Linked DNA regions of Homo sapiens: region 1 is linked to region 2. A link is an interaction called in ENCODE POLR2A ChIA-PET data of the cell type or tissue named here. Cell type or tissue: PC-9. All regions are shown on one strand. Each heading gives the region's core, and the rest is flanking DNA. Links, peaks and the distances in the headings are about the cores only.

Region 1 (4,400 bases), core at 259-4,258, 180 kb before region 2:
ACTCCAGCCTGGGCGACAGAGCAAGACTCCGTCTCAAAAAAATAAAAATAAAAAAAAAGTTCTTGTTGGTAACTTTCTTCACCTCTGTCATTTCTGAGCCTGTTTCTCATCCCTAATTTTTCTTTTGCTTTTGGATCATGCTTTCCTCTTTTCTTTGCATGTCTAGTAATTTTTTATTGAATGCTGAAAATTGTCAATTTTTCATTATTAAGTACCAGATTTTTTGTATTATTTAGAGCTTATTGGACTTTATTCTGGTAGGCAGTTAAGTTACTTACAGATCAGCTTAATCCTTTCAAGGCTGAAGGATTGTTAGAGCAGGTTTAGAATAATCATTACTCTAGGCATAGTTTATCCTTTTACTAAAGCTTTTGATGTCTCTACTAAATGTCCCAGATATTTAGTGAAAAGCCCTCACTCTAGCTGGTTGGACTTGAACAACTCTCAGCCTCATATGAACTCGGAACTGTTCAGTTTACAATTCCCTAGTCAGTTATTCTTTGGACAGCCTCCTGGAGTTTCACCTTTTACATGCATGGCTTAGTATTCAGCAACAGACTGAAAGGGATCTTGATGCAGATTTCTAGAATCCCTTCTTTGCATGGCTTCCTTCTCTCCTGCAAACATCAGCTGACTCAATTTTCCAAATTTCAGTTTCTCTTTCTTTAACTCAGAGAGATCATCTACTCTGCTTAGGATTCCCTTTCTTGCTCCATGGCTCAGAAACTGCCTTCTGGTATGAAACTAAGGTGATTGCAGGGCCTACATGATTTGTTTCCTTCTCTCAGGGACCAGAGTCCTGCATTGCCCATTGTCCAGTGTCAGAAAACAGTTACCTTGTATATTGTGTCCAATTTTCTAGTTGTTTATGATAGAAGGGTAAGTCTGGTTCTGGTTATTCCATCACAGCCAGTATTATTTTTATTATCAGAAAGAAAATCTTTAAAAGAATTAACTGTTTTTAAGTATAAATAAAATTTCTGATCTGAGGTTAAAAGCTATAATCTTACCTGTAATGTACTCTGTATTTTTGACTCATAAGTTCAGTTTTTAATAAAAAATTTTAGGCTCAGCTTTAGATTACTTGACAGACTTTTATGTCACTGCTAAAATTGTTTGGTAACTGAGAAATTAGCTTAAATCTATTGACTTGGTAACAGATCATAAAGACTTAGAAATGTCTACTCACTTTATTTCAATTTGAATACTATCTTGAGCCAGACTTCTCTTTTTTTGTCTTTTTGAGATAGAGTTTCACTCTTGTTGCCCAGGCTGGAGTGCAATGGTGCGATCTCGGCTCACTGCAACCTCTGCTCACTGCAACCTCTGCCTCCCAGGTTCAAGCAATTCTCCAGCATCAGCCTCTCGAGTAGCTGAGATTATAGGCACCCGCCACCATGCCCAGCTAATTTTTTGTATTTTTAGTAGAGATGGGGTTTCACTATGTTGGCCAGGCTGGTCTCGAACTCCTGACCTCAGGTGATCCACCCGCCTTGGCTTCCCAAAGTGCTGGGGTTACAGGCGTGAGCTACCACGCCCGGCCGAGCCAGACTTCTTAATGTTATGGTCTTCATATAGAAAAATACATCTTTCCGGCTGGGCACAGTGGCTTACGCCTGTAATCCCAGCACTTTGGGAGGCCGAGGCAGGCGGATCACGAGGTCAGGAGATCGAGACCATCCTGGCTAACACGGTGAAACCCCGTCTCTACTAAAAATACAAAAAATTAGCTGGGCGTGGTGGCAGGCGCCTGTAGTCCCAGCTACTCAGGAGGCTGAGGCAGGAGAATGGCATGAATCCGGGAGGCAGAGCTTGCCGTGAGCTGAGATCGTGCCACTGCACTCCAGCCTGGGCAAGAGAGCAAGACTCCGTCTCAAAAAAAAAAAAAAAAAAGAAAGAAAGAAAGAAAAATGCATCTTTCCAAAACAACCAGAGACTGATTTTCCTCGTTAGTGTTCTTAAGACTTTATTCAATCTTCCTTCTCTAAGTGCTTATTTTTCTTGTTGTTAAAGTATTACACAGAGAGAATTGCCCAGCTGGCCCAGAGTAAATATTTACACATGCTTAGGTGGAAGAGGTTTTGCCAACACAGTAAGATCATGGAGCAACTTTATCCTCTTTACAAGGTAGGAAGTCTATGAACAGAACCTCTGGGCTATTTTTTTATATTTTTAAAAGTCACAGCTAAAGATAGAAAAGAAACTAATGGATGTGCCTTCTTGCCTGTTCTACCTATGGCAGAAGGTAATGGTAAAGGTAATCTATTCTTAAGAATAAAATTTGAAGGAAGTTTTGTATGAGAGGAAATGCATTTTTCTTCACAGACTTAGCTTCCTCAGCTTTACGTAAAAAGTTCAGAAGCGACTCCAGTTATAAGTATCCCTATGCACTGACTCTTTGCTTGGAGTCTGTCTCCTTCAAAGTCCTAAGAATATGACCACTGTCCTTATAAGTCAAATTCAGAATATGGAAGAACTTTGGGATTCAAAGAACTCCTTTATTTAGACCCAAAACAACATTACCCTATGCTTGGAAGCAAATGATACAGAGCATAAGGCTTGCAAATAACCAAGTTCTATCTTTGTATCTCTCTTAAACAGAAACAAGTTGGCTACATTATGCAGGAGTACAATGACACCCTTCAGAGAGCTGAAAGATTGTCTGTTGCTCGAGAAAACTTCCTCATGGGAAAAAACAATCCTCCTAACTTGGTGACACAGGAAGATCTGACTATTTACACAAAGTGGTTAGTGTGCCACCTGCACTCTCTTGGGACTGTTCACCAGTACCTGCAGGTATGTGAAACACAGTGATGTGATGATGTGGCACCCTTCTAGGGATGATCAGTACATTGTTTTCTCACATCTGTCACTTAGTTTTAGATTGTCACTGTTTCAGGACTCCACCTGCCCTACAAATGACAGAAACATAATGGGTCACTGGATTTCTTCTTTGAAACCTTAGACATCTTTCTCTTTTGAAACTTTATTCTACTGAAATAATTTAGCTTTCTCAAAGATGACTCTGTTGTACTATTTCATATTCACTCTGTAAGTTCTTGTCTTCATCATCTTGTTCAGGATCTATGCTCTCTGATTTAGATCCACTTTTTAAATATTAGGTGATGTTTAATGAGGGTCTAATATGTGCCAGGTACTTGTCCTAGGCATGCAGCAAAGATACGGCCTTTGCTGAAAAGTAACTGGGTTCTCGGCTGGTAGGGATATGGGTAAGTAAATATTCAACTGAAATACAACGGGGTAAAAAAGAACAGGATAAGTGTAAGCATAGGGTAAAGAGAGTCACAGAGAGGCTCTAAGTCAGGCTAGAGGCATCAGAAAGGAGTAACATGATCACATTTCCATTTTGGAAAGATTATTGTTTTTCTACCCATATCTTTTCCTACTTCTCTCTGCCTTAGCTCAGAGACACCATCATACATGGAATTGCCCAAATCGGAAACTGGCTTCGTCCTTTCCCCGCACCCAGCCAGCCACTATGGGCACTTCCTCTGATACATTTCTCACCAGTCACATGGTGTTATAACGATCTGCTTATAAGTCTGGGTCTTTAGTAAACCGTGAGCTCTTTGAGGTTGTATCCTGTCTTATTCCTCTTTGTCTCCCTAGCACCCCACACAGTGCCTTGTCCATTTTGGGTCCTTGATCAAAGTAGACCTGTTTGGAGGTTAAGGCCACTCAGAGTCAGTAACAGTACTAGGTCTCCGAGCTCCAAATGTAGCCCCTTATCATTGGGCAGGTTACTGAGGCTCCACTTCTACTTCTTTTCTTCTCTCCCAAAGCAAAGGGCTGCTCCTGAACCTGAGTCTGGAAGCTTCTGTGAGAACTGTATTGATGTTTGGCCTCTTGGTCTTGCCCTTCTATAGGCCCTCCAGTATTTGCCCATCTCCAAAGTGCTGAGTGTAGCTTTCAACCGAGTCGCTGAAGCTGGTCAGAAAAATGAAAATGTCTGTGTCAATGACATTGACCCTGACATTCAGGGTTCTGCATCTCCTGACCCTGTGGATACCAGCATTTCTGGTAAGAAATTAGTCTTCTTTCCCCTCGGGTAATGTGGAGCAAAGAAGATTGTAATTTTAGACTTATGCTGGTTGTCCCATGTTCTTGCTAAAAATTGTTCTATATACCAAAATTTTTATCTCCTTAATAAATAAGTCTTAGTTTAATATTTTCAGACTGGAAAAAATAACAAACAATTTTTAAGACATGTTTTAATCTCCGTCTTTATAATTAGCAAGTTAAGAGTGAGAGAAAAAAATGGACTTGAAGTCAGCAGTACTGGGCTCTAGGCTTGTTCCTGTCCTGGCCTCACTGTGGGCCTGCATTTTATCTCCTTTGGCCTCAATTTGGTCATCTCCATAACAAACCTTTGAGAATCA
Region 2 (4,400 bases), core at 27-4,026:
TTAAAACAATAAGCAATCATAAAATTGTTAATATCTATGTATCTATCTTGTATAAAATCTATGTATACATCTGGATAAAATTTGCGAAAACTCTTATCTTGCTCACTGCCAAGGGCAAGAACATTTAGGTGAGGAAACTATAGGTTCTTCATAATCTTTCTCCTAAGACAAAAACTATTAAAGTCGTAAGTTCTCTCTTACAAGGGTATTGAGATTTGCCTATCTTCTTCACTTCAGGAGTTGGCAAACTTTTCTTAAATGGGTTGAAAGCAAATATTTTACTCTTTGGGCACTGTGTGATGCAAAAGCAGCCAAAGTCAACATGCAGACGAATGGGCATGGTATGTTCCAATAAAGCTTTATAAGAACAGGGGCCCTGGGCCCACAGTTCCCCAACGTAAGATTCTAAGAGCCCAAGGTTAAGTAAGCTCTAGTCCACCACACTGCATGAGGCCAAAATACTATTTGAGTTGCCATTACTAAAGGCAAGAACTGCAATTACTTTTGCACCAACCTAATAGCTGATGATACTGCTAAAGAAATGTACACTCTGAGAAGGATTAGTTTGAATGTAAAATCATTTTAGGGACTAAAGCACTCTTTTTTTTTTTTTGAGATGGAGTCTCGCTCTGTCACCCAGACTGGAGTGCAATGGTGCATTCTCAGCTCACTGCAACCTCCGCCTCCCAGGTTCAAACGATTCTCCTCCCTCAGCCTCCTGTGTAGCTGGGATTACAGGCATGTGCCACCACACCCAGCTAATTTTTTATTTTTAGGAGAGACAGGGTTTCACCATGTTGACCAGGCTCATCTTGAACTCCTGACCTCAAGTGATCTGCCGCCTTGGCCTCCCAAAGTGCTGGGATTATAAGCATGACTCACCTCGTCCAGCCAGTATATCACCTATTAAGTTTCTATTGGTAGTATGAATACTAATAGAAGTCTGACCAAGGCTTTCAGAAAGGAAGGATGTGAATATAGTTTCTACAAATTAACATTTTTTCTAACATCCAAATGGCTACCAAATAAATTCAAAGTTTGCTGGAGCATTTGAGAAAGGTTTCATTAAGAGGTTGTCCTAAGGGTAGGGTTCAAATTTTTGGAAAGTGCACTATAGGAGTCACTAGCTAAGAGAGCTTATTTTGTCTCAGGAAATCATTAGGTAAGTCAGGCTTCAGAGTGCAAGGGCTTCAATATGAGGATATGCTTATGCTGGTGGGCCGCTAGGGATGATCTGGGGAAAGATGAGGAAGATTAATCATATGAGATTTATATTTTTATAAAAATGTAAGGTGCTATGCAAACATTCATTTTTGTACTATTTCAGAAAAAAGGGTTTGAAGGCTAAAGAGAATTTGGAAAACAAATGTTACTTCTGTTTAAAGTACATAACTGAACAGACTTCAAAGTGATATGCTTAACCCACGAAAGACAGGGAAAGGGTGCCAAATAACTGTTGATGAAGCACAGAAATGAGTAATCTTTTCACTGCATTAGACTTTCAAACAATCGAACAAAAACCTCAATAGGAATCAGCATCCTCCCAAATTCTACTAATATAAAAGAGGAAGTTCTGTGCTTTAACAGTAAATATACACTAAAAGAGCAGGGCTTGACAGTTTTCAGATATTGCTAAATACCTGAATTGTTGCTAAAAGTAGATCTTTAAAGACCAGGACTCTCGTAACAGGCTGACTACCCATAATCCCAAGGTTGACTGAATCCTAGGAAACTAAGGTATTCTAATTTTCACATGACCATGAGTCACAGAGAGCTTAAGACTTCTTTTATTAATATTGATACTACTTAGAAGCTAATAGGTGATATACAAATAATACTGATGGATATGTTCAGACCCATTTGCTTTCTTTTTTCCCTCTTACTTCAAGCATTGTTGTACATACTTCCATCCATCCTGCTCTTGATTAAACAGTTCTCTCAACTCTCCATGCTGAGAAAATCTTACAGGAAAATATTTGACCTTATCTCTGGTAAGACTGGTCCTTACACAGAATTCTTAGATTAGAGGCTGTGGTTATGTTAAAGCTCATTATTTCTGTCAAGGTTTTTACTGCTTCTGTGTAACCACAAAAAAATACACTTTACAAATTAAACACATCAAATTCTGTTCAATCTCAAAACACTATTACCAATTGTTTGACAATGTTAGGAAAAAAATTCTGCAAATTTGCAATTTGGTTCTCATTACCCAGCCTCAGAACAAGGTAAAAACTATTTCTTTTTAATAAGTAGGCAAAATATTTTATTTTCGATTTTGAAAAAAGTATTGCATTGACAATATTTTCAAAATAAAAGCACCACTTAGGGAATATACCTCTGTTGACCTACTGTTTCTTTTACTGAAAAAAAAAGATTCATTAGGAAAGGTTAAAAAAAAATAATAATAATCATAAGTTATAAAAGTTGCTATTAGTGGTAAGAAAATCTAGAAAATGCCAAAAAAAATACTGAATTAGTCCCATCAGAGTAACAGGTTACTTCTTGCCATTTTTCTAGGCATGTATATAACAAGAGCTAAAATTGTATTACAATTGCTTAATACAGTTCATCTTCCACTTCATATGAACATTTTCCACTGTATCTGACATATTTTGGCTATTCTATTATTTGTACTGAAGGAGGGCCATTATAATTAACCTCATTATACACCCTTCTATATAAATTAGATTCTCTTTGCATTGTTTAACTACCCCTTCACTTCTCACTTGCTCTCTTCGGCAGACGGTACACATGCCCGGAAAAGAAACCGCCTAAAGGTTTGTTCTTCAACTAGTGTCAGTCAACTGATGCATTTTCTGCAGATAAGCCCTTGCTGCTTTCCCCCTTTACAGCACCAAAGAGAGCTATAGCACAAAAGACTCATGGCAATTCACAGGAGGACCCAGGGTGGAGAAAGCTGCAGAGAACTACATCAAGAGTGAACCCAGTTCTCAAGAAATGAACAACAGTTCTGAATAAATTGTTCCCCCACTCCCTGCACCCCATTTTCTTTTCATAACCAACCTTCTGAAAATTACTTTTCTCCAAACACCTCTGGTTTCAGCAACCTTCAACATCCTACTTAGTCAATGTCTTCTAATGAGTGTTAAATATTTACGACCACATCACCATATAATCATCAGCTCAAAATAAGTTTTGTATCATTTGCAGACTTCCATGGCATGACTATTTCCATGGTAACCAGTTTCAAGTTACCAACATGGTATCACTGAACATGGGCTGGGAAGAGCTACTACACAATAACTGGCTAGCAAAAGCTGGTCCAAGCCAGCTCCACACACCACTGCGTAAGTGTTTCAAGATGAGTTGTCCTTGTTACAGCATTTGACTACTTCTTCCTTTGAAAAACTACGCCCACAACCACATACTGTTAGTTTCTTGCACATACTTCTCTGGGCTTTTTTACTACCCTACCCCCATCCCTATTTCCTCCCGTCTTCTTCCTAGCCCTTAGACATTACTGTTTCCTAGAGTCTGGTCTTCAAGCCCCATCCCTTCTTTCTATATGCTCCTCCAGTGCCTCTACTACTGCCTATGCCTATTTATATTTTTAGCCAAGAGCTCTTGCCTGACTTGCAGTTTCCTGAATACTGAACAGATCCCACTTAAATGGATTCTAGGTATCTTAAACTAAAATCCCAAATGACAGGCCCAACCATCAATAGACTGCTCTTCCTCTTTCTTGCTTACTTTGGTGAAAATTCCTCCCCTTCTCCCTATCACTCTACCTCTCCTCCTCTCAGTCATGAAGTCCTACCCCTTCTACTTCCTAAACTTATTTGCAAACATCTGCAGCCCACCTCTATCTGTTCTCTAGAATTATTGTAACAGGCTATCTAATCTCCTGAGTTCCTTCTGGCATCGTTCCAATCTACTCTCCACAATGCCAGAATAAGTTGTTTTATTAAAATGCAAGTCTGATCATATGACCTATAAACTTTAAAATCTTTCAGGATAACATCTAAGTCTACCAGCAAGGCATACAAAGGTGTTTCCCAATTCTGCTCACCTGGTGAGCAACTGGTGATGGACCAGCTTAACTCCTTCTCACCTTGTACAGGATGGGACACTCTTTGAACTCACCGTACTACTTCACATCTCCTCCGCATGTGCTGACCCGCTGCTCCACTTCAGAGGCTCTCTCCAAGTTTTCCAGTGCAGTTTCACTACCAAGCTATCACCACATCTGCATCCCACCCAATACACATTCCTTCTTACAAATTTCCCAATACGCTGTGCTCACTGAGATCTTTCATTGTTCCTACAGTAGACAAAATGCTGGCTTAACCCTACCATTTACCCTAGTACTTGTCTTGGAATAGACGCATTTAATATTGGTAAAATGTTAAGTATTTAATATTTACTCTTCCTCTCAAGTT

Evidence for each region. ChIA-PET counts read pairs that join two places held together with the same protein. Peaks named below come from ENCODE experiments on the same cell type or tissue, not always from the same donor. Only the 100,000 strongest peaks of a DNase experiment are listed, where the experiment ranks them.
Region 1: POLR2A ChIA-PET joins it to region 2 with 6 read pairs; 25 of 35 experiments call an interaction of 5 or more read pairs at or near these places.

What each region holds. Positions count from the first base shown.
Region 1 is chr6:109,194,472-109,198,871 of GRCh38, forward strand. It overlaps the pseudogene CCDC162P. Among named protein-coding and RNA genes, the nearest start is that of CEP57L1, 100 kb to the left of the region's middle. In PC-9, for the core only: no CTCF peak of the experiment used is centred there; no DNase peak of the experiment used is centred there.
Region 2 is chr6:109,370,656-109,375,055 of GRCh38, forward strand. All of the region lies in intron 4 of CD164 (CD164 molecule), which reads right to left. Among named protein-coding and RNA genes, the nearest start is that of CD164, 9.6 kb to the right of the region's middle. In PC-9, for the core only: no CTCF peak of the experiment used is centred there; no DNase peak of the experiment used is centred there; H3K27ac peaks cover 718 bases.